Linked DNA regions of Homo sapiens: regions 1, 2, 3, 4 and 5 are each linked to region 6. Evidence: chromatin contacts called from ENCODE Hi-C or POLR2A ChIA-PET data. All regions are on one chromosome and are shown on one strand. The core of a region is the stretch at or near the end of the contact, and the rest is flanking DNA. Distances in the headings are between cores, read along the strand shown.

Evidence for each region. A loop is a pair of places that touch in the nucleus more often than their neighbours do. ChIA-PET counts read pairs that join two places held with the same protein, here RNA polymerase II (POLR2A). Pooled maps may share reads with other maps.
Region 1: a map of CD8-positive, alpha-beta T cell shows a loop between it and region 6 (8-fold over the local background). The contact joins the promoter of VPS36 here to the promoter of SETDB2-PHF11 in region 6. A Hi-C loop is called at or near these places in 4 of 168 maps with a recorded cell type or tissue (CD8-positive, alpha-beta T cell and naive thymus-derived CD4-positive, alpha-beta T cell), 4 of 37 single-sample maps with no recorded cell type and 10 of 50 pooled maps.
Region 2: a pooled map shows a loop between it and region 6 (25-fold over the local background). The contact joins the promoter of SUGT1-DT here to the promoter of SETDB2-PHF11 in region 6. A Hi-C loop is called at or near these places in 3 of 37 single-sample maps with no recorded cell type and 9 of 50 pooled maps. POLR2A ChIA-PET finds 5 or more read pairs at or near these places in 1 of 52 experiments (PC-9).
Region 3: a pooled map shows a loop between it and region 6 (7-fold over the local background). The contact joins the promoter of SLC25A30 here to the promoter of SETDB2-PHF11 in region 6. A Hi-C loop is called at or near these places in 7 of 50 pooled maps. POLR2A ChIA-PET finds 5 or more read pairs at or near these places in 2 of 52 experiments (WTC11 and activated B cell).
Region 4: a map of tibial artery shows a loop between it and region 6 (24-fold over the local background). The contact joins the promoter of TPT1-AS1 here to the promoter of SETDB2-PHF11 in region 6. A Hi-C loop is called at or near these places in 1 of 168 maps with a recorded cell type or tissue (tibial artery) and 9 of 50 pooled maps. POLR2A ChIA-PET finds 5 or more read pairs at or near these places in 1 of 52 experiments (activated T-cell).
Region 5: a loop to region 6 is called in a map of B cell, with 15 times the contacts of the local background. The contact joins the promoter of LCP1 here to the promoter of SETDB2-PHF11 in region 6. A Hi-C loop is called at or near these places in 1 of 168 maps with a recorded cell type or tissue (B cell) and 9 of 50 pooled maps.

Annotation. Positions count from the first base shown.
Region 1 is chr13:52,448,749-52,452,027 of GRCh38, forward strand. It overlaps VPS36 (vacuolar protein sorting 36 homolog), which reads right to left and starts at 1,886. Exons shown (of 14, transcript NM_016075.4): 1 at 1,751-1,886. The coding sequence starts at 1,846. RefSeq lists an enhancer at 1,472-2,052 and silencers at 1,573-2,032, 2,073-2,132.
Region 2 is chr13:52,650,662-52,653,700 of GRCh38, forward strand. SUGT1-DT (SUGT1 divergent transcript) reads right to left here and starts at 1,646. Exons shown (of 1, transcript NR_170300.1): 1 at 644-1,646. SUGT1 (SGT1 assembly cochaperone of MIS12 kinetochore complex) reads left to right here and starts at 2,175. Exons shown (of 13, transcript NM_006704.5): 1 at 2,175-2,297; 2 at 2,385-2,442. The coding sequence starts at 2,260. RefSeq lists enhancers at 1,476-1,815, 1,925-2,426, 2,536-2,655 and a silencer at 1,906-2,175.
Region 3 is chr13:45,416,248-45,419,622 of GRCh38, forward strand. SLC25A30 (solute carrier family 25 member 30) reads right to left here and starts at 2,126. Exons shown (of 10, transcript NM_001010875.4): 1 at 2,053-2,126. It overlaps SLC25A30-AS1 (SLC25A30 antisense RNA 1), which reads left to right and starts at 1,915. Exons shown (of 2, transcript NR_047031.1): 1 at 1,915-2,491. RefSeq lists enhancers at 1,481-1,530, 2,341-2,530 and silencers at 1,761-2,090, 2,131-2,230.
Region 4 is chr13:45,340,041-45,343,485 of GRCh38, forward strand. It overlaps TPT1-AS1 (TPT1 antisense RNA 1), which reads left to right and starts at 1,305. Exons shown (of 11, transcript NR_024458.1): 1 at 1,305-1,347; 2 at 3,386-3,445. It overlaps TPT1 (tumor protein, translationally-controlled 1), which reads right to left and starts at 1,143. Exons shown (of 6, transcript NM_003295.4): 1 at 1,002-1,143; 2 at 672-745; 3 at 1-144. The coding sequence starts at 1,029. LOC124903169 (a long non-coding RNA gene) reads left to right here and starts at 1,394. Exons shown (of 2, transcript XR_007063781.1): 1 at 1,394-1,590; 2 at 3,247-3,263. RefSeq lists enhancers at 213-1,002, 2,582-3,369 and silencers at 900-969, 1,050-1,159, 1,320-1,519.
Region 5 is chr13:46,180,435-46,183,910 of GRCh38, forward strand. LCP1 (lymphocyte cytosolic protein 1) reads right to left here and starts at 1,743. Exons shown (of 16, transcript NM_002298.5): 1 at 1,677-1,743. RefSeq lists an enhancer at 1,406-1,835.
Region 6 is chr13:49,442,787-49,446,096 of GRCh38, forward strand. It overlaps SETDB2-PHF11 (SETDB2-PHF11 readthrough), which reads left to right and starts at 1,488. Exons shown (of 21, transcript NR_135324.2): 1 at 1,488-2,071. CAB39L (calcium binding protein 39 like) reads right to left here and starts at 1,278. Exons shown (of 11, transcript NM_001079670.3): 1 at 1,200-1,278. SETDB2 (SET domain bifurcated histone lysine methyltransferase 2) reads left to right here and starts at 1,488. Exons shown (of 14, transcript NM_001160308.3): 1 at 1,488-2,071. RefSeq lists enhancers at 656-725, 1,095-1,867, 1,106-1,185, 1,868-2,641 and silencers at 1,194-1,674, 1,346-1,395.

The DNA of each region.
Region 1 (3,279 bases), core at 636-3,135, 3.0 Mb after region 6:
TTCCTAGTCTTCAAATTGGAGTTCCATAGAACAGTATCATGCCATGCTCTGCAAAAGCATGACTTCCTAGTGCTCCCTCAGGGAGTGGCACTGGAGGAGTCTCTGAGGACAGATCTAACACTGTCAACATTCGGTTCCTCTCAAAGGGGAGGCAAAATCAAAACACCGAGGAAGGGGAGGTGGATTAACCTTCCCATTTTAAATAGTCACAAAGATGTAAATTGGTAAGAAAGGAGAAAAAAATAGCTTGTCACTCCAATCCGGGGATGGAAGACTCATCTTGAGATCAAGATAGTTAAAGTGCCAAGGCAGGCTGGGCACAGTGGCTCAAGAGCCTGTAATCCCAGCTGTTTGGGAGGCCCAGGCGGGCGGATCATTTGAGGTCAGGAGTTAGAGACCAGCCTGGCCAATGTGGTGAAACCCCGTCTCTACTAAATATGCAAAAATTAGCCGGGCATGGTTGCAGGCGCCTGTAATCCCAGTTACTCAGGAGGCTGAGGCAGGATCTTGAATCTGGGAGGCGGAGGTTGCAGTGAGCCCAGATCGCGCCACTGCACTCCAGCCTGGCGATAGAGCGAGACTCTGTCTCAAAATAAATAAATTAATTAATTAAATTAAGAAGTGCTAAGGCAGTAAGTGAAGTTAGGTCCAAGCAAATTATTTAAGGAAAAGACCTTTACTCACTAATACAGGCAACACAGCCCATAGAAAATGCCCTAAGAGAGTCAGAGGACCTGGGTCCAATGTCACCTGTGCCTCTAAATAGCTGTAAGCACTTACCAGGAAAAGCTGAGTTGAGGAACTTATATCAAAGTACAGCGGAAAGTGTCGTTAATAAAACGGCAAGGGAAGAGAGGTAGCAAATTAAAACTTCTGGAAACCAAAAATGCTTGTGGGTAAATGAGTTTTAAAATTTTTCTAATTCCAGTTTATCCATTTCAATCCAGGACAAGATATTTCATAGTTTCAGTAAAGTATCTACAAAATATTTACTTACACTTCCTATTTCTCCTCTCGATTTGCAAACGCACCTTCTAAGATTTATGCTTGCACTACAAGGCACGGTCTACTATTAATATAACACTTTACAAAACACGCTCAGAACGCCTTTCTAAAGCAATTAGAAAACAAAACAAAAACCCAATAGCCTTTGGCAAGGGCATTCCAATGAAGCACTGATACCTCTTTAGGAAATCCTTTCGAAGCAATCCCTCACCCCTCTGCCCAGATATGCTAATCCCTCCGACTGCATAAGGTCCAAGCTAAAGCTTCCGCTGGGGCACGGACTGTACGGCCACCGCGCCCTCCTCACAGAAAGGCGAAACGGGGCTGTCCGGTGCCGACGCCGAGGTTGGTGTCGTCAGGGGGTCTGGAACCACGCCAAGGAAGTCGACTGCCGGATCGCCGCCCGGCGCCCGCAGACGGCGAGCGCTCCTTCTCCCGGGCACTGCAGCTGTGCGCTCCCGGAAGCATTCCGGGCGGAGGGAAGCGGCCGCGATCCGCGCCTGCTGGGAACCGTGCCAAAGTTGGGACCCGCGCTGGGGAGGCAGCCGAGCGCCCCACGCCACGTGCTACCGACCGGCGGGGAGCGCAAGAGCGCTGCACCCCGCACAGAGGCCTGCCGGGCCGCCGAGGGCCGTGAGCTAAGCCGGGGACCGGGCCGCGCCGACCCGGGCCGCGCTGAGCCGGGCCGCGCGCCCACCGGGGGTCCCTTCCGCCAGCCCGTTGGGAAGGTTGGCAGACGCCCTACCTTCTCCTCGCCATCGTAGATTCGCACCCCGCGCTGCTGGATCACCAGGGTCTCGTTGATCTCCAGGAGGCCGCTGGTCCAAACGAAGCGGTCCATGGCCGCTGCCACCCAGCCCCGGCCCTCCGAGGCCGCGAGCAGCGCGCCAGGCAGCCTGCGGCGCCCCCTAGCGTCGGACGGGACGGAAGCGAGTCGGGGCGGGTGAGGGACGGAGGGAGCGGCCTGGCAGCGAGCGGGCGCGGCTGCGAGGTGCGCCCGGGGACGTGGAGACGTGCGTGGAGCGCCCCCTGGCGGTCCATTAGCCGCCGGCCTTTCAGAACCCTTGATCAGCAGGCGGTCCACCCCATTCTAAATTCAGAGCTTACAGGGACGCGAGGGAGCCCCGACCACAGCTTGGACTTGCTTATTGTGCATTATGCCTGCATGTTTGTGGCAGTTTTCTTGTCAGTGCCCAGAATGTTGCTACATTCGCTAATGATTGTAAATAATCATAACCCCTCTCTTTCAAATGAATATTTATGGCACGCATTGTTTCTGTACAGCTGCAGTCAGTACTACCTGTGCTGCTCTTTTTTTCCCTTTAAGATTATATTGTAACACAAAGGATAAATGCTTGAGGTAACGGATACCTCATTTACCCTGATGTGATTATTATACAGTGTATGCCTGTATCAAAATATCCCATATACCCCAGAAATATATACACCTATGTACCCACACAAATTAATTTTTTTTTAACTGGGGGAAACAGATTTTATTTAACCGGGCTTGATGCGCGCGCCTGTATTCCCAGCTGCTTCCGAAGCTGAGGCGGGAGGATTGCTTGAACCCAGGAGTTTGACACCAGTGGGCGACATAGAAAGACCCTTTCCCCCTCCACCCCAACTCCCCCACGCCACTCCACTCCCCCACCCCCAGGCTCAGAAAAAAAAGATTATTTTTATTTAGGCATTTTCAATATTAATACAGACCTCATGCGTGAATTTACATTTCAATATGTAGTTCCTCTATAATTTAGCTGTTTGTTGGTCTGCGCAAAGCCATCCATGGCCGCTGCTCTCACCCACCAGGCGGCCTCGTGCCCCTAGCCATTTCATTTTTGTATTTTGCTTTATAAATGGAACACCTGGCCGGGCGCGGTGGCTCACGTTTGTAATCCCAGCACTTTGGGAGGACAAGGCGGGCGGATCACAAGTCAGGAGTTCGAGACCAGCCTGGCTAACATAGAGAAACCCTGTCTCTACTAAAAATACAAAAAATTAGCCCGGCGTGGTGGCGGGTGCCTGTAATCCCAGCTACTCGGGAAGCTGAGGCAAGAGAATCGCTTGAACCCTGGAGGTAGAGGTTGCAGTGAGCCGAGATCGCACCATTGCACTCCAGTCTGAGCGACAGAACGAGACTCTGCTTCAAAAATAATAATAATAAATAATAAATAAATAAATAAATGGAGCAGCTTATAGATGTCCTTCTACAATTGATACATATTTTTCTCTTTAGGATTATTTTCTTACAGTGTCTTCCTAAAATAGAAT
Region 2 (3,039 bases), core at 396-2,895, 3.2 Mb after region 6:
AACTTCTTTTCATGTTGGGCCCATAGGGCGGTCTTGGAATTCACCCTTTCAGAGGCCATACATATATGTGTATTGGTGCATGGCAGAGGCTGGTGTACACACATTAGTGTATGGCTGAGCCATAACCGGAGCATACCTGAGACTAACCCTATGGTCTAAGAAGAACTTACGTTTGGAGTCCTGGGCTAAGGAATCCAGGAGCAGCCAACCCAGAGATTCACTCCTTATCTATGAAGGACATCCACATCCCTGGCCCGTATCTTACGCTGTACAGATCAAGGCCCTTTGGGGTTAAATGGAGGTTGCTAGAAGGAGAGTGCTAAGTGAAAATGCTATATAGACTACGTGCTTTTTACAAATGGTAGCAGTTCTCCAGGTCAGCCCTCCACCACCGGACCACCCTTGTATGTAAATCCTGAATAAACCTTGTCTCCTTCACTGACTCTGCCTCTCTTCTTACAGTGCCATCCCAACTGGAGTCAGTGGGGTCCAGAAGGACAATTGGCCATTTAGATAACATTTGAAAACTAACCAAGGTAATTCACAGTAACATTAAAAAATACAAATGAACATTTCAATAAAGGCAGAAAAAGCAGTTGATATTCAATGCTTTCCTCCTGATGTTATGACCAAGACAAGGAAGTCCATTATCACTGTTTTTATTCAATAGTGGAAACACTAGCCAGCAACAAAAGGCAAAAATAAATAAAAATAAAAGGTATAAAGGTTACAGAGAAGTTAAACCATCTTTATTCGTGGATTGCAAGATTTTGATCACAGAAATTCCGAAAGAATCTACAGAGTATTACAAATAACAAGGGAACTTAGCAAGATGCTTGCATATAAGGTCAGTATGTTAAAATCAATATTGTTTATTCTTACGAGTAGAATATAAAAAAGTCAAAATGCCATTTAACATTGTATACAAAACACTAAATACTCAAGAATAAATCTAATGAAAGATATATATGATCTCTATACTGCAATCTATCCAAGCACAGCTGCATTAAAATATAGATATATGTGCAATCTACAAAATATTGCCAGGAGAAATTAAAGACCGCTTAAATAAATGGTGGGGGAAGAATGATATTCATGGATTGAAGGACTTGTTGTTAAGATACTAGTTTTCCCAAACAGATCTATAGATTCAATGCGAGCCCAATAAAAAATCCCCCCCCTTTTTAACAAGCTAATTCCAAAATTCACCTAGAAATACAAAGGCCGTAGAATAAGCCAAAACAATCTTGGGAGAATAAGTTACAGGACTTAAAGATTTATTATAAAACTACATTAAATTAACATAGTTTGGTACTGGTATAAAGTTAGACAAAGACTACTCCCTCCCGCTCCTCAATCTGCCCCCATCCCTAGAACGTGCTGGCAGCTTTCTCCATCCGATCTGCAAGGGTTAAAGGGCGCTGAGGAAGGGCTGACCGACTGGGGTGGGAAACAAAGCGGCACTGAGATAACTTCAGGCCACCTTCCTCCCCTCAGTACCTTCGGATGAAAGGTTTCCCTTCTTGGTCTGGGAAGCCCACTAAGAAGAAAGCCTGGGCTGTGGCGTTCTGGGGAAGTGAATAGTACGGCCGCCGGGCGCGTCGCCCCAGGAACCAGAAGGCTTTTTGCCGCTATTAGTGCAGAATGACTTCCGGCAAGTCCCAGTCGTTTAGAATCCCCAGCCCAAAGATCGCGGGGATCCACGCGTCATCCGGGCCTCTGCTCCCGGAAGAGACCACGCAGCCGCTAAAGACGTAATGGAGGCGAAAGGGCTTGGCTAGCTGTGGCAGCCATGATAAAAACTAGGGAAAATGGGAGCTCGAAGTAGCTTCCGTTATTAACAGACATACAAACGCCCCTAACCGCCACACGTTCCTTAGGGATGACAGTACGTTACAAAAGTGCTTCTAAAGTACTACTGAAAGCTCCGTGGGAGTGCCCGCTGGCGTGGGCGCGGTGGAAGGGAGGAAGAACGTGTACGCCCCAGGCCTCCGTAACCATGGCTGCGAGGGGCGGGGACTGGGAGCGCGGGTCCTGGGCCGGGGTGCGGCTGGGAGGAATCGGTCCTCCACTGTCCCAGCCGGCCCCGCGCCGGCGTGTCGCCTCCCGTCCCCCTAGCAGCACGCTGCGTGGCTGCTCGCTGGCTATTTAGGACGGAAGCTCGGTTGGTGTTTCTCCAGAAGTTTCCCCCTTGGGCGGTGGTGGAGGTGGTAACCGTGATAGTAGCAGCTCCGGCGGCAGCAACAGCGACTACGAGGGATGGCGGCGGCTGCAGCAGGAACTGCAACATCCCAGAGGTGCATGTTTTTCTTTCCCTTTGGTATTTATTTTATCCCCCTTTCCTTGGCTAGTGAGCCCTGCTGAAGTCGTTGTTTTCCTGACAGGTTTTTCCAGAGCTTCTCGGATGCCCTAATCGACGAGGACCCCCAGGCGGCGTTAGAGGTGAGAGAGCCCATTTCTGCTTCCTCCACTCTTCTTAGGGGAGCTGGGCCACTTCGGGTCCCCGCTGACCCGCCTTCTCCCCGCACCGCCGGACAGGGACCCAGGCTCTTGTTGATGCTGCGTCTCAGCTCCGGTATTGAGATTCTCCGTCTCTTTTCTCTGTTACACGGTAGCCGCGTTACCCCAGACTCCTGTCTTGCCCTTTCCACTCCCTACAGCTCCTGAGAAAAACCTCCTCTATTTCTTGGGAGCATGGTTGGCATTTGTAGTTTGGCTGAAAGGATTTTTTTTTTAATGACATTTATGATTAGAGAAGTGGACTCTGGGCTCGATGAAGTTAATTTTTTCGTTTGACAATAATTCTTGCCATTCTTACGTAAAAGTGTCGGTATGAAGTCAGTCTACTGGAGCAAAACCCTTTTCCCTCACGTCCCTGAAACTTTCCAGATGTCTTATCACAATTCATTATTCACTCATTTGTATATTCATCAAAATTTTTTTTTGGAGTGGCTGTGTGCAAAGGCGCTGATTGCTGTGGGTTAAAGTCTTGGTTATATACTCAGCTAACCTAGAAATCACTTTTTGTAGGTGTGCAAT
Region 3 (3,375 bases), core at 876-3,375, 4.0 Mb before region 6:
AAATACAAAAATTAGCCAGGCATAGTGGTGGGCGCCTGTAATTCTAGCTATTCGGGAGGCTGAGGCAAGAGAACTGCCTGAACCTGGGAAGCGGAGGTTGCAGTAAGCTGAGACCGCACCACTGCACCCCGGCCTGGGCAACAAAAGCAAAACTCCATCTCAAATAAATAAATAAATATATAAATAAATACAAAAAAAAGTGAAAAATACAAAGTAAAAAAACAACAACAAAAATGTTAGCTGGGCTAGTCACACATACCTGTAATCCCAGCTACTTGGGAGGCTGAGGCTGGAGAATAGCTTGAGGCCAGGGGTTCAAGACCAGCCTGGGCAACAGAATGAGACGACCACCTATACTAAAAAAATCCAAAACATTATCTAGGTATGGTGGTACGCGACTCTAGTCCCAGCTACTCCGCAGGCTGAGGTGGAAGGGGCACATAAGCCCAGGACTTCAAGGCTGCAGTGAGCTAAGACCATGACACTGCACTCTAGCAGCCTGGGTGACAGAGCAAGACCCTGTCCCAAATAATAAATAAAGGTTAAAAACAAGTTTTCTGAATGAAATTGTCTATACAAATTAAGAATTTCAAAGGATTCTCCCTACACTTAGGATATATGCTAAGTTACACATCCTGTCTACATTTTCTCTTACATGGTTGCTTAGTATTTATTTTCACCCACCTGACCTCATGTGTACAGCTGTAAAGGGAGGTAATTAAATATAATACTAGCTGTTCGTACTTTTGAACGCTTTCCAAGTTTCTCTTATTTATTTATTTAGAGGCGGAGTTTTGTTCTTATTGCCCAGGCTGGAGTACAATAGCATGATCTCGGCTCACTGCAACCTCCGTCTCCTGGATTCAAGCGATTCTCCTGTCTCAACCTCCCGAGTAGCTAGAATTAGACATCCGTCACCACGCCCGGCTAATTTTGTATTTTTAGTAGAGACGGAGTTTCTCCATGTTGGCCAGGCTGGTCTCGAACTCCTGACCTCAGGTGATCCGCCCGCCTCGGCCTCCCAAAGTGCTGGGATTACAGGCCTGAGCCACCGCTCCCAGCCGTTTCTCTTATTTAATTCTTGGTAAGTTCTTTCAGTTTTACTTCCTGTTCCCTTTTTAGTCTTAAGTCTTAAAACTGTAATTGCACAGCCTTTAATGTGCTCTCATACATTTATTGTTCCTTGCTGGACCGACTGCCCTTTCAATAATGCCCTTTCATGAACTTTTCCTATTTCCTATTCTTTTTAAAGGTGCAGAAGGAAAACTAAGCTCATCACAGACTTACAAAAAGCCGGGTTTAAAAGAAATCTTCGAAATTATCATCTCGTTTCACGTTAATTAACTGAGCCCGCGGTCACAAAGCTTCGCAACGGCAAAGCCAAAAGCAAGATTCATGCCTTTCAACTTTCTCACTACCCAAGTAGCACCGCAAGCCGAATCCGCAGGGCAGTGCCAACATTGTTTGCTACTCTTGCGCAGAACAAAAATGCTAATCACTGCAACTGCTTTACATGAAAGTGCACCTAGAAAGACTTCAAAACCCAGAGGTACATTAACTTTCCAGGCAAGTTCCTCCCAGCCTGTGTGCCACGAGCGATTCCGAATGTGGTGTGCCCTCTCCCACAGTGCGAAGCTCGCGGGCGCTCAGGCTGCCGTTTGAATGAACGCACGAGTGGGAGGGACGCACAAGCAGGGTTGCAAGCCCGGGGCTCGTTAGCAGACGCGGAGATGCCAGGACGGGCTTCGCACTCGGATCTGAATGACCCTGGAACAGGAATCACCCCACGCCAACAGCGATGGGGGCCCCGCGGCACCGGCCCGACCCAAGGAGGCAGCAGCCCGAGAAGCAGAGCCCTGTCCCCAGTCCCCGGAACCTCGCGCCCCGCCGAGCCCGGCCCGGCCTGCGAAGTGGAGAGCACAGGCAGCCCCGAGCACGCCCGGTTGCAAAGGAGGCTCCTCGGAAATCGCAGCCCAACCTTACCCCAGGCCCGGGTTCCAGGAGCCGCAGAGAAAGCGGGGCCGGCAGGAGGAGGCACGGGCCAGGACTTACCTGGCGGCAGCGGCCCCACACCTCCTCCAACCCGGACTCAGTTGTAACAAGAACCTGAGGCCGCTGGAGAAAAGGAAAAAATGCCGTCGCGGGCGGGGCAGACCCACGAGCCTGCACGCAGCCCCGCGCCGCCCCGCCCCGTCCGCGCAAACACGCGACCTCCTCAGCTCCCATTGGTTTCTGCCAGCACTAGCCACACCCCTGACAGCCCCAGATGGGGACACGGAGGGGCGGGGCCCGTCCCAAGTGCCCCTCAGGATCTTCCCCTGCCGCTGCCTGAGGGAGCTGCCCGGGACTCGGTGACACCTGATGTGGCCTCCGATATCGACTGGGAGGTGGAAGAGAAATTTGGGGAACGCATCGAGAACCGTGGAAAAGCAACCTTCGCAGGGGGCAACCTTCTCACGGTGCCCCCGTGAACCTTCACAGTTGGATGGAAGTAAACTTGCCCTTATTTTTTTATACCCCAGCTTTTAGCTTGAAAATATACAGATTAGCCGGGCATAGCGGCGGGCGCTATAATCCCAGCTACTTGGGTGGCTGAGGCAGAAGAATCGCTTGAACCTGGGAGGCGGAGATTGCAGTGAGCAGAGAGCGTACCACTGCACTCCAGCCTGGGCAACAAAGCGAGACTTCGTCTCAAAAAAAAAAAAAAAAAAAAAAAAAAAAAAAAAAAAAAAAAAAAGCCAGACCTGGTGGCGGGTGCCTGTAATCCCAGCCACTCGGGAGGCTGAAACAGGAGAATCGCTTGAACCCGGGAGGCGGAGGTTGCAGTGAGCCAAGATCGCGCCACTGCACTCCAGCCTGGGCGACAAAGTGATACTCCCTCTTAAAAAAAAAAAAAAAAAAAAAGAAAGAAAATGTCCAAACAGAACAAAAAATTAAAAGAACCGTACTATGAGTAGAAATCTTTACATATATATCTAATATACATATATGTAAATATTTATTTATATATTAATATATAACATTTTTAACGGTATGGCAGTGTTTGTGTTCAAGCATACCCAGGTATATTTTTGTTTTGTTTTGTTTTTAGACAGAGCCTCACTCTTGTTGCCCAGGCTGGAGTGCAATGGCACCATCTCAGCTCACTGCAACCTCCGCCTCCCAGGTTCAAGTGATTCTGCTGCCTCAGCCTCCCGAGTAGCTGGGATTACAGGTGCCCATCACCACGTCCGGCTAATTGTTGTATTTTTAGTAGAGATGGGGTTTCTCCATATTGGTGAGGCTGGTCTCGAACTCCCGACCTCAGGTGATCCGCCTGCCTCGGCCTCCCAAAGTGCTGCCATTACAGGTGTGAGCCACGGCACCCGGCTGTGA
Region 4 (3,445 bases), core at 55-2,554, 4.1 Mb before region 6:
ACTTGTTTCCTGCAGGTGATGGTTCATGACAATATCGACACCAGTGATTACTGTGCTTTCGGTACCTTCGCCCTCGGGGCCTTCAGCGGAGGCATTTCCACCAATGAGCGAGTCATCAATGTTACCTTCTGTCCTACTGACCATCTGCATTAAGAAAAAGCAGTATAATTGCAAAAGACACAAACGCATCCAAAGCACCTTCCACGCCAATAGTTCACGGATAAGAAGTATTCTTAGTTCTTGCTGAAAATAAAAAAAGCACCATTTTGGGAATAAAGTTGTGACCCGTGGATTTCTCAAAACGACCTAACTTAAAAGAGTTGTCTGTTGGCCGGAACAAAAAATGGGGTCATTAAAAAGTTGTTTCCAGTTGCGGGCATGTGATGCCTCCGGTTGGTAAGTGGGGACAGGACAAACACGAAAGGACTCCAGGCTCCTAAGCCGGAAGCATCATGTCCCGGACAACCCCGGGAGGAGGATGGGCGCCGAGGCGGCGGGCCTATTTCCAGGATCAGCTCCGCCTCCAGTTTTCTAGAAAAACCCAAGCCCGGAAAGAGCGTCTCCTCCGCCAGGAGGCGGCGGGGAGGATTGCACAACCTCAGGCGGGGGAGCGGAGGAAACCCGAGCCCGCTCGGCCCGGACTCCCCCACGCGCAGGCCCGACCGACTCACCTTCCCCTCCACCTCCAGGCACAACCCGTCCGCGATCTCCCGGATCTTGTAGATGTCGGAGAACATCTCATCGTCTGCCGGATACACAGAGCCGCCCATCACCGTGCGCCTGGCGCCGCCATTTCCCGCATTTCCCGCGCCGGCGGCCGCACGCGGGATCTGCCCCTCCGTAGCACACCAGAGCTGGGCGCGAGCCCCGGGCACCGACCCCTCCGCGCTCGGCTAAGACCGCCGGCGTCCCCTAGGCCCGCGACGGCTGCGCCTTCCCCGCCCCCACCCGCACCCCAGACCCCCGTGTGCGGCAGTAAGGATAGTGCAGTGAGGACTCACGGCTGATGAGGTCCCGGTAGATAATCATGATGGCGACTGAAGGGAGACGACGACGGCGCTAGCTTAGCACGAGCCTGAAACTCGGAGCGAGCGCGGTGCAGCCGGAGCGGCGCTCGGGGGGAGGGGGGAGCGGGCGGAAAAGGCCGACTCAGCCGCTCCCCAACCTCATATAGAGGGCACGTCCCTCTACGTCATCGCCCGCTGCGCCTCCGGAAGCGACGCAGGCGGTGACGTGGCACGAAGAGCCGCGCGGGGGCGGGGCCACAGCGGGGGCGAGTCGGGGAGGTGAGCATCCGGGGACTTGAGGCGGAGACACAAGGCTCCGTTCCACTGGGCACGCCAGCGGGTAGGGGTGGGGGCGGGGAGGTGCGCGCGCAGCGTGGGAGGAGGCCAACTCTCGGGGCGCTCCCTAGCCCTGGGTGGGTGGAGCGGGGGAAGCGGAGTACGTTGGACCCGGCTCCGCCCTACCCCACGGGGCCGCCTGGAGAGGTGCTGGGAGCTGGGTGGAGCTTAGAGGAATTAAACTTTGGCCCTGCGCCTCGTCCAGCCTAGGTTCCACCCTTTTCTGGGAACGTGAGTATCAACCAAGGTAGGAGAACGTCGCATTTAGGGAGGGTCAGGCCCTCTGGCCTGGGGTAGATCTCGGGACTGCCCGAGGGCCTCTGACAACTTTTCAGCATCTGCCCCAGGGCTGCCCCAGCTGGAGTTTTTGGGACGCTTTTGTGGGGGCACCGCTGAGTCCGGATAGTGGGACCCAAGTCGTCCTGCTCGGCCCCTGGGGAATAATCGTGTGGGGCGCAAGGTCTGTGGGAAGGGACTTGGAGAGGAGGGAAGATGTCACGGGAGTCTGCACAGGGTTTCCATGTGTTCCAATTTTGTCCCATAATTGAAAGCTTGTGGCATTCTGTGGCGGACGGCTACGGAGCTAGCTCTTCCCTTTACTATTTCGCACTTGGTCTTGGAAAAGTATGTTGTCGCTTTAAGATGAAGTTGAAATTTTATCCCTGGTGCTAGAGGGTCACACAAAGGGAGTTTCCCACCTGCCCCACCTGTTTTTTGAAGGACTTTACACCCAATTACTAAGTATTAAAACAAAACAGGTCCTGCATGGTAGCTCATGCCTGTAATCCCAGAACTTTGGGAGGCAACTACTGAAACCCTGTCTCTACACACACACACACACACACAAATTAAAAATTAATTGGGTGCGGTGGTGCCTGCCTGTAATCCCAGCTATTAGGGAGGCTGAGCTGGGAGGATCGCTTGAGCCCGGGAGTTGGAGGTTACACTGAGCTATGATTGCACCACTGCGCTCCAGCCTGAATGACAGAGCAAGACCTTGGCTCAATAGCAAAACAAAACTTCCGTATTTAGTCACATCGTCACATCTTTGGCATAAGGCAAAGATACATGCCAGTATGAAGTCTGAAAGCTTGTTCTATTTCGCAAATATTTTGTGCTTTGTATCCCTTAGAACTAGGATTTGCACCAAGATTCCAATTGTGAACAAGTTCGATCCAGTCCTACTTATAGAAGTGTTCATTCTGGTAAATCAAAGTATCAGACAATTATAATACATTAACAATTGTTCATAAATCCAATAATATAGCATTCAGCAGAGTAAGAATGCAACCCTTGGGAAAGAGCAGGACACAGGATGGCAATTGGAATGATGGAAAAGTCAAAATGCAAGAGCCAAGAAATTAACCCCTTTAAGAAGATGGGGGGACTGGGCGTGGTGGCTCACACGTGTGATCCCGACACGCGCCTGTAATCCCGGCTACTCGGGAGGCTGAGGCAGGAGGATCGCTTGAACCCGGGAAGCGGAGGTTGCAGTGAGCCGAGATCGCGCCATTGCACTCCAGCCTGAGCAACAAGAGTGAAACCCCGTCCTCCCCCACCCCCAAAAAAAGAAGCTGGAGTTCTTGGATGGAAAACTCCAGAGGACATTGGGCAACTGGGAGGAAGCTAAAAAGGGGGGAAAGGGAAAAAAAAAGATGGGGGTCTTGGATGGAAAACTCCAGAGGACATTGGGCAACTGGGAGGAAGTTAAAAATGGGGTGAAAGGGATCCCAAAATAAATGGATATGACACATGGTCAGTGAAGGCTCTCAAACCTCATTTCTGGAATGTATGAGATGATTATCACACATTAATACTGTGTGAACATTTTTTTTCCAGATTATTACAGTATAATTATTTTCTACCCCGCCCCGCCCAGATGGGGTCTTGCTCTGTTGCCCAGGCTGGAGTGCAGTGGCATGATCTCGGCTCACTGCAACCTCTGACTCCCGGGTTCAAGCGATTCTCCTGCCTCAGCCTCCTAAGTAGCTGGGATTACAGGTGCCTGCCACCACGCCCAGGCAATTTTTTTGTATTTTTAGTAGAGACAGGGTTTCACCATGTTGGCCAGGCTGGTCTCAAACTCCTGAGCTCAGGCGATC
Region 5 (3,476 bases), core at 493-2,992, 3.3 Mb before region 6:
CACTGAAATTGTTTCCCAAATTACCAATTGTTTCAAGGCATAATTTACAAAAGAGACAAAAATTTAAATGCTACAAAGAAAAGGGTCTCTGGGATTGCTAAGGAAATGTCCTCCTAGGCACAACTCCATCCCACCACAGCAGTGCTTGTTCAAAGGGCAAGACCTAGAAGATTTTTCCCCTGATGTTCCTGGGGGTGAGCTAGAATGAAGAGGAATATCTTTGTAACATATGGGGTTGATGCTTTAGCAATGTAAACTTAACTTTAAACAGGGGACCTTTATATTTTGAATTAACTTTCGCATAGTTCTTTTTTATTCCTTCGTAAATATAAGAAAAATACTGACATTCCTTCACATTCGAATTTATTTTATTCTCATTAATAGTTTTACTTAAAATAAGACACAACATATTTTTAGTCTGTTCTTTTACGGGGTTCAAGTCCCTCTTATCTCAGTTTCACATTTTTGCTTGTTTGAAACTATTCAGGTGAGATGTGCAAAGTAACATTGGTGGTCACATTTTGCAGTTTCCAGAAATTCACATTTATAGGTAAATGATTAATTCTATTCAAATTTGTCTACACAGACATTCTTTAAACAATTATACTTAATAGAAACCAAACTTATGACAAATGTATGTAAATTCAAAATCAAGATGTGTGTGGATAAGCCACCTTTATTTGCTTACTGATAGTTCTGACAGAGTAATTTTAGAAAACAAGTTGCTGTGTAAAAGAAAAGTTCGGTTTTGATAAACATCCTGATTAATGTTCGCATTTCCAGTCTGAATGGCTTTTATAGTTATCATTTGTCAATGGTTCTTAGTGTTATGTGATAGTGGTAATTAAGTAAAAGCTTATACTACAAAATCCAAAGTGTCTATGTTTGGGCAGTTTCTGAAATAAATATCCCATATCAACTGTGTAAAAATTTCTATTGTAGATAAAAGCCTTTCTCCCAGAATTTGAGTGAATATTCATTGATATGGTCATAAGCATAACAAATAATTCAGACAATCCTACAAAAACACTACAATTAAGCATTATACAAATTGCTTTTATTTTTAGAGAACAAATGGAAAAGAGAAAACCTCTAATTCCATGTGGTTATAAAGCACACCCATTAAAAACCCTTGGCGCCAAAAATCACTCAAATAACCAGTATCACATTCAGTAACATATGACTCTAGATAATTTATCCACTAAAGTACTGTAAAGAAGTTTTTTAGAAAAACAGAACCGCAGGAACTAAAATTAAACTACCCCCATTGGGCCAATAAGCCATACAATCTAAATTATCAATACGCGCTTTTCCTGAAAACATTTTAAAGAAGATAAAATCACAGTAAATAGCCTCCGTGAAATAGAGCAATAGAAATAAACCAGAACATGGTTTGGTTTTAAAAGGAAAAAGAAACCTTAATTTTGGGCAGGGGTGATAACTGCAGATAAGTTGAGAAGAACCCAGCCCAGAGAGCCGAGGTGCTCCATCTTGGATGGCCACGCGAGGTGGCGGCAGATGTCCTGGCCAGTTAGACAGTGGCAGGAATCACAGAGGTCTCAGGTGACATGCTCAGATCTCTGGTCCCCTGAAGGCAAAACCCACAATCCACAGAAACAGTGCCGAAGTGCATCACAAGCGCTTAAAACCAACAAAAACACATGAAGAACATTTACCTTGCAGGAAAAAAGCTGTCCTTGGTAGTACTGGTGTATGACCAGGAACCCCTTCTTTCTGATCTGCAGAACAGCTTTGTCAAGCCTGGGTGTGTGGTCACAAGGCAGGAAGTGACTAGAATGACAAATCATCAGCCAGGAAAGAAAAAGATTTTGTCTTTATAAGGACATTTTAACTTTTTTTTCATGTCCCCGCCCCACCAAAAATCACCTGACAGAACAGGTCACAGTGAAATTCAGACACCTCCTACCACTTCCTCTTTTTTTTTTTTTTTTTTGAGACAAGGTCCCGCTCTTTTGCCCACCTCTTTATAAGCATTTTTCTCTCTCCCTTTCTCCTCCAGCTGTCTTTGAGTAGTCCCTGGGCTACTTAAACCTTTCTGATTCTAGATAGCAAGGCAAGATCAGCCTGATAACTTGACTTCTTTGACTCTAGTTGCAAAAGCAAAGCCCAGATGCCTACCTACTTACAGCAAAGATCAACAAATTTTTCATTTTTAGTGAAAGAGCCAGGGAAAAAGGTGGCAGTACACCTGAAACAAATGAAAAGGGACTTCCTTGGGAAAGCCCCACCCCACCTGAAATCAAACCTCTCTGGAGTCCTCTAACAGTGATCTTATTGGTGCAAACAAAACAGAACGATCTCTTTAAGTGAAGGACATGAAAAGGAAGGTTACTAGATTATTTACTCATTCTTTTATTTATAGAACATCTATGTGCTAGGGATCTCTTTAACCCAATTAAGTATCTCAATTATTTAAGCGTTTCCTATAAAGAGCAGCAGTAGATTGCACAGGCAGCTGTTATATTTAAATGGGTAGCTTAATTCCTTCTTACAGGCAGGATTTTTTTTTGAATGCACATTTTATAAAATTAGCAGGTGGTGGCAGGGGAAGCTCTGTTCTGTACCCAAACCCCAGATGCTTGAGGGCAAATTCCTATCTTCAAATGGAGCATCCTCAAGTGCTCACAACAGTTGTGAAGACTGTGGCACCCTGAGTTATGTTGACTAAATATTAGACATGTCTCCACATTGCCCGGAGACTGTGTGTGACTCCAGTAGTCAATCTGCCGTTTAGGAATGAGGGTATGTGGCTGTACTCCCAGGTCAGATGCTGCGCTGAAGATATCTGCTCCAGAGTTGACATGCGTCCGTGTCCGCTGGGCCACGGGCCTCTCAGGTGGTCACGGTATTCTGACTGGTTGGAGGGCTGCCCTTATACTTCTTTTGCTTTTTTGATTTCTCCTCTAGAAAGTTCCTGTTTCTGACCTTAAATGTTAAACCAAACTGTTCTGGTTTATCTACTTCATTAGCCAGTGGTGTGGTGACTTCATCAGAAGCCCACAGGGGCTATCTTGAGGAACTGGGTGGGCGGAAGAACAGGACGAGACGGTGGGGATTCTAGAAACGGTTCACCTCACAGAGAGCTATCAGCCCTCTTGTGATTTCCCAGGGAAGACTGAGGGGGTGATGGGACTCTGTTTTCTCCATCGCATAATCACTCCCAATTAATAAGTTGCAGAGAGCTTTCAAGAAGCACCTACATTCTTTCAGGACACCAGAGGAACATCCATGCATCACTGTTACAGCACTGCTCACGCTACAAAGCAGCAAAATGCTGTCTTCATTCGGGGCCCTGCAGCAGGACTCTGTAGATAATGTCCTGCTGGTGTTACAGATACAAGGGGTTGTAACTGTGGACCTCCCTGATCTGGTTCCACATCCTGGTGGCTTCAGGATGGCATAAAGGCCCAACAGTAACACTTCATGAAGGGGAACAGATATTTATTCCTTTACCT
Region 6 (3,310 bases), core at 238-2,737:
CAAAAAAAAAAAAAAAAAAAAAAAAAAAAAAAACATCAATTATTTTGCTGTTTGTTTTGTTTTTTGGTATTCCTGATGCGAGATGTCTTTATCATGTATTGTTGATTAGGTTGTTCATCAGTTAATCTTGAATAACTGAAATCTAAGCTGAAGGCAATAATACATCGGCTTTCTTTTCATGCAAGTCAAACTGCTAAAATCTACCACAAAATATTAGCCTTTCATCAGCTTGGTCTTCAGATCCAATACATTTTCCCCTCAAATGAAAGACAATGCAATGCCATCCACAACAATGCTAAAAAAAAAAAAAAAAAAGGAGGAGGGAAACAAGGTTAAGTCCTGTCTTCTTCCTCCTACCCCAAAAAGAGCTCAGAAATTAAGGTGCTTTCCCTAACAAAGCCTCCTCCTGCTCCATGAAGTGACCAAGCATGTCATGGCAGACCCAGAGATTTATAATCTTCAACATATCGTTATCGGGGAAATCAAGATTTGACAAAATTCTTCCTTCACGCCCCGTTTCTGCAAGACCACCACTTTCTAGCTTAAAATAAAGAAAAAAAAAAGACAGCTGCAGGAATGCTTGGCTGCCCGCTAATGTACAATTTTGCCCAAACGCAGAACTTGACGCCCACTATTACCAAAGGATGGCCTTAGTAAAGTAACCCCCGCGAAGAGCAAACTGTTTAGCAGCCGCTCCCTCGAAAAGGACGGAAGAGGAGGTCTCTTCTGAACCTGAGGATAGTAGAGAGGCACTCCCCTTCCACTACTAGCTTTGCTCCTTTCTCAATCAGGCAGTTCATCAGCTAGCCTCCTTTGTCAAAGGGGGTTGATGGTCAGAATCTTTGCGAGACAAAAATTACTAAAAGAGCTCCCAGGAACCAATGTTAAGGCATCAAAGGCCCCGCCCAGCCCCCACAATGATCAACAAACCAAAACCTGGGATCCCTACTATTACCACCACCACAACCATCACCACCACCACCACCACCATTCCTCGCTCTCTCTAGCCAGGGATGAGACTCAGGCCCAGGAAACCCATCCTTTCCGCAAGTAGGAAGGCGCTGGGTCTCCTCCCTTAGGCCTCTCCTTTACCCCATTGTTCTCTCCGGACCCCTCCACTACGGCCAGGCGCTATGTATGTTTTCAACCCCCAAGAAGCCCAGTCCCAGCCACACACAAGATGGCAGCCTCACACCTACCGGAGGAAACAGCTGCGCCACCACTCCAGTGATGCCGGCCTCTCGACTACGAGTAACTCCATTGGCTCAGCTACAGTGCGCGAGACAAGCCGAGAGCGCTAGCAGTCAATCGGGAGGCGGCGCGCTCGGGCGCCACTGCGGTGCCAGCGGTAAGTGCGCCGAGTCTCTGAGGCGTGAACCAGTGGGGAGTGCGACCAATCAATGGGCTCCTGGCTGGGTGGTGGGACGGCCGGCGTCCGACTCCTCCCATGTAGTGATCGGTTTAGGTAGGTCGGCCTGGTCCCCGGCGGAGGTTACGCCTTCCCTCATCCCCGGTAGAGGCAGGGCGGGACTGTTGTGGTTGAGATGAAGGCTAGTAAATGGTGAAGTACTTCCCGGCCAGAGGGCACCTGCGCTCGGGAGGTTTGGGCGGCTTGGCGTCGGAGGAGAGCCCCACCCGCGGAGGAACCCAGCCTTGCCAACGGAGCTGGCGGAGCTCACTCCTCAGGTCAGGCGGGCGGCGTAGAAAACGCAGCGGAGCCAGGTGAAACCAAGGCACCGCCGTGGCTGGCCCCCGACAGTTCCTCTAGCCGGGAGGTTGGAGGAGCTGAAAACGCCGCGGAGCCCTCGGCCGCCCGAGCAGGGGCTGGACCCCAGCCCTTGCAGCCTCCCTTCTCCTGGCACCCAAGTGCAGTCCTGGCTGCAGAAGGGGCCGCGGGCGCACTGAGTTTCCAACCTCCATTTCAGCCTGTCTGTCTCAGGGTGCAGCCTTAATGAGAGGTGATTCCTAAGCTGCTGGGAACCTGAGGTTGTCAAAGGGGCGGCAGGAAATGGACAGCAGTATAAAACCCAGAAGCAGAACTTGAAGGTTAAACCACTAGCCCATTTCACAGGTAAGATTACACGAGCCCTTAAATACAGCAAGTTCAGTCATTCATCCAAGATCATGGAGTTCAGATTAGATAGTAACACTTCTGACTCGCTATCAGCCACAGCCCAATAAGTAATTAAGTAAGGAAAGATATGTAATTAACTGTGCTCTTTGGCATGTGGAAACCTGCAGTGAGCTCTGTAAATACTAACACATGAGGCCAAGGAGAGGAGTAAATTTGAAGAGGTCAAATGGAGTAACCAAAGCATAGGCTCTGAAACCATGCTGCCTGGTTCCTTATTTCGTGTCTGCCACTTACGGTATGGCATTCCTTAGCTTCCTCATCAGCAAACGAGCTGCTAATTTAACCCACATGACTGTTAGGGGGATTAAATAAGAACACGTGAAGTAGTTAGAAGCGTGACTAACCCGTGGTTCTTAAGCGTGACTTAACCCGTGGTTCTGTCGTTACAATTAAAACGTAAGGAGCCGAGAGGAAATGGTAAACGTGTTTTTAAAGCCTGTTTTAGAAACGAAAAGGAACCATACATTGAAGCAAAGCAGACTGGCTTAATTATTTTTCTACCAAAATGAAAAAGTGAGAAGGGGAAAAAAGTTTTTTAAGCCCATTTACTCTCTGAAATATTAACACCAGTTGTCTCTGGATGATGGGATGGTGTTTAAATTTTCTCCTTTATGCTTTATTGTATTTTGCAGATTTTCTCCAGGAAACATGTTTTACTTGTGCACGTTCAGTTTTCAAATTTTCAGGTGTGAACGCTGGTGAGAGCTGCTTAAAAACAAAGCTATGGGCCGGGCGCGGTGGCTCACACCTGTAATCCCCACACTTTGGGAGGCTGAGGCGGGCGGATCACCTGAGGTCAGGAGTTCAAGACCAGCCTGGCCAACGTGGTGAAACCCCGTCTCCACTAAAAACACAAAAATTAGCCGGGCGTGTGGTGGCGGGCCCCTGTAATCCCAGCTTCTCGGGAGGCTGAGGCAGGAGAATCGCTTGAACCCGGGAGGCAGAGGCTGCAGTGAGCCGAGATCACGCCACTGCACCCTTCTCACTGCACTGGTGACAGAGCGAGACTCCGTCTCAAAAAAAAAAAAAAAATCTATGGCCGTGCGCGGTGGGTGGCTCACATCTATAATCCCAGCACTTTGGCAGATCACTTGAGCCCAGAGTTCAAGACCAACCTGGGCAACATAGACCTCATGTCTAAAAAAAAATAAAACTATTACTGAGTGTGCTTAGGTG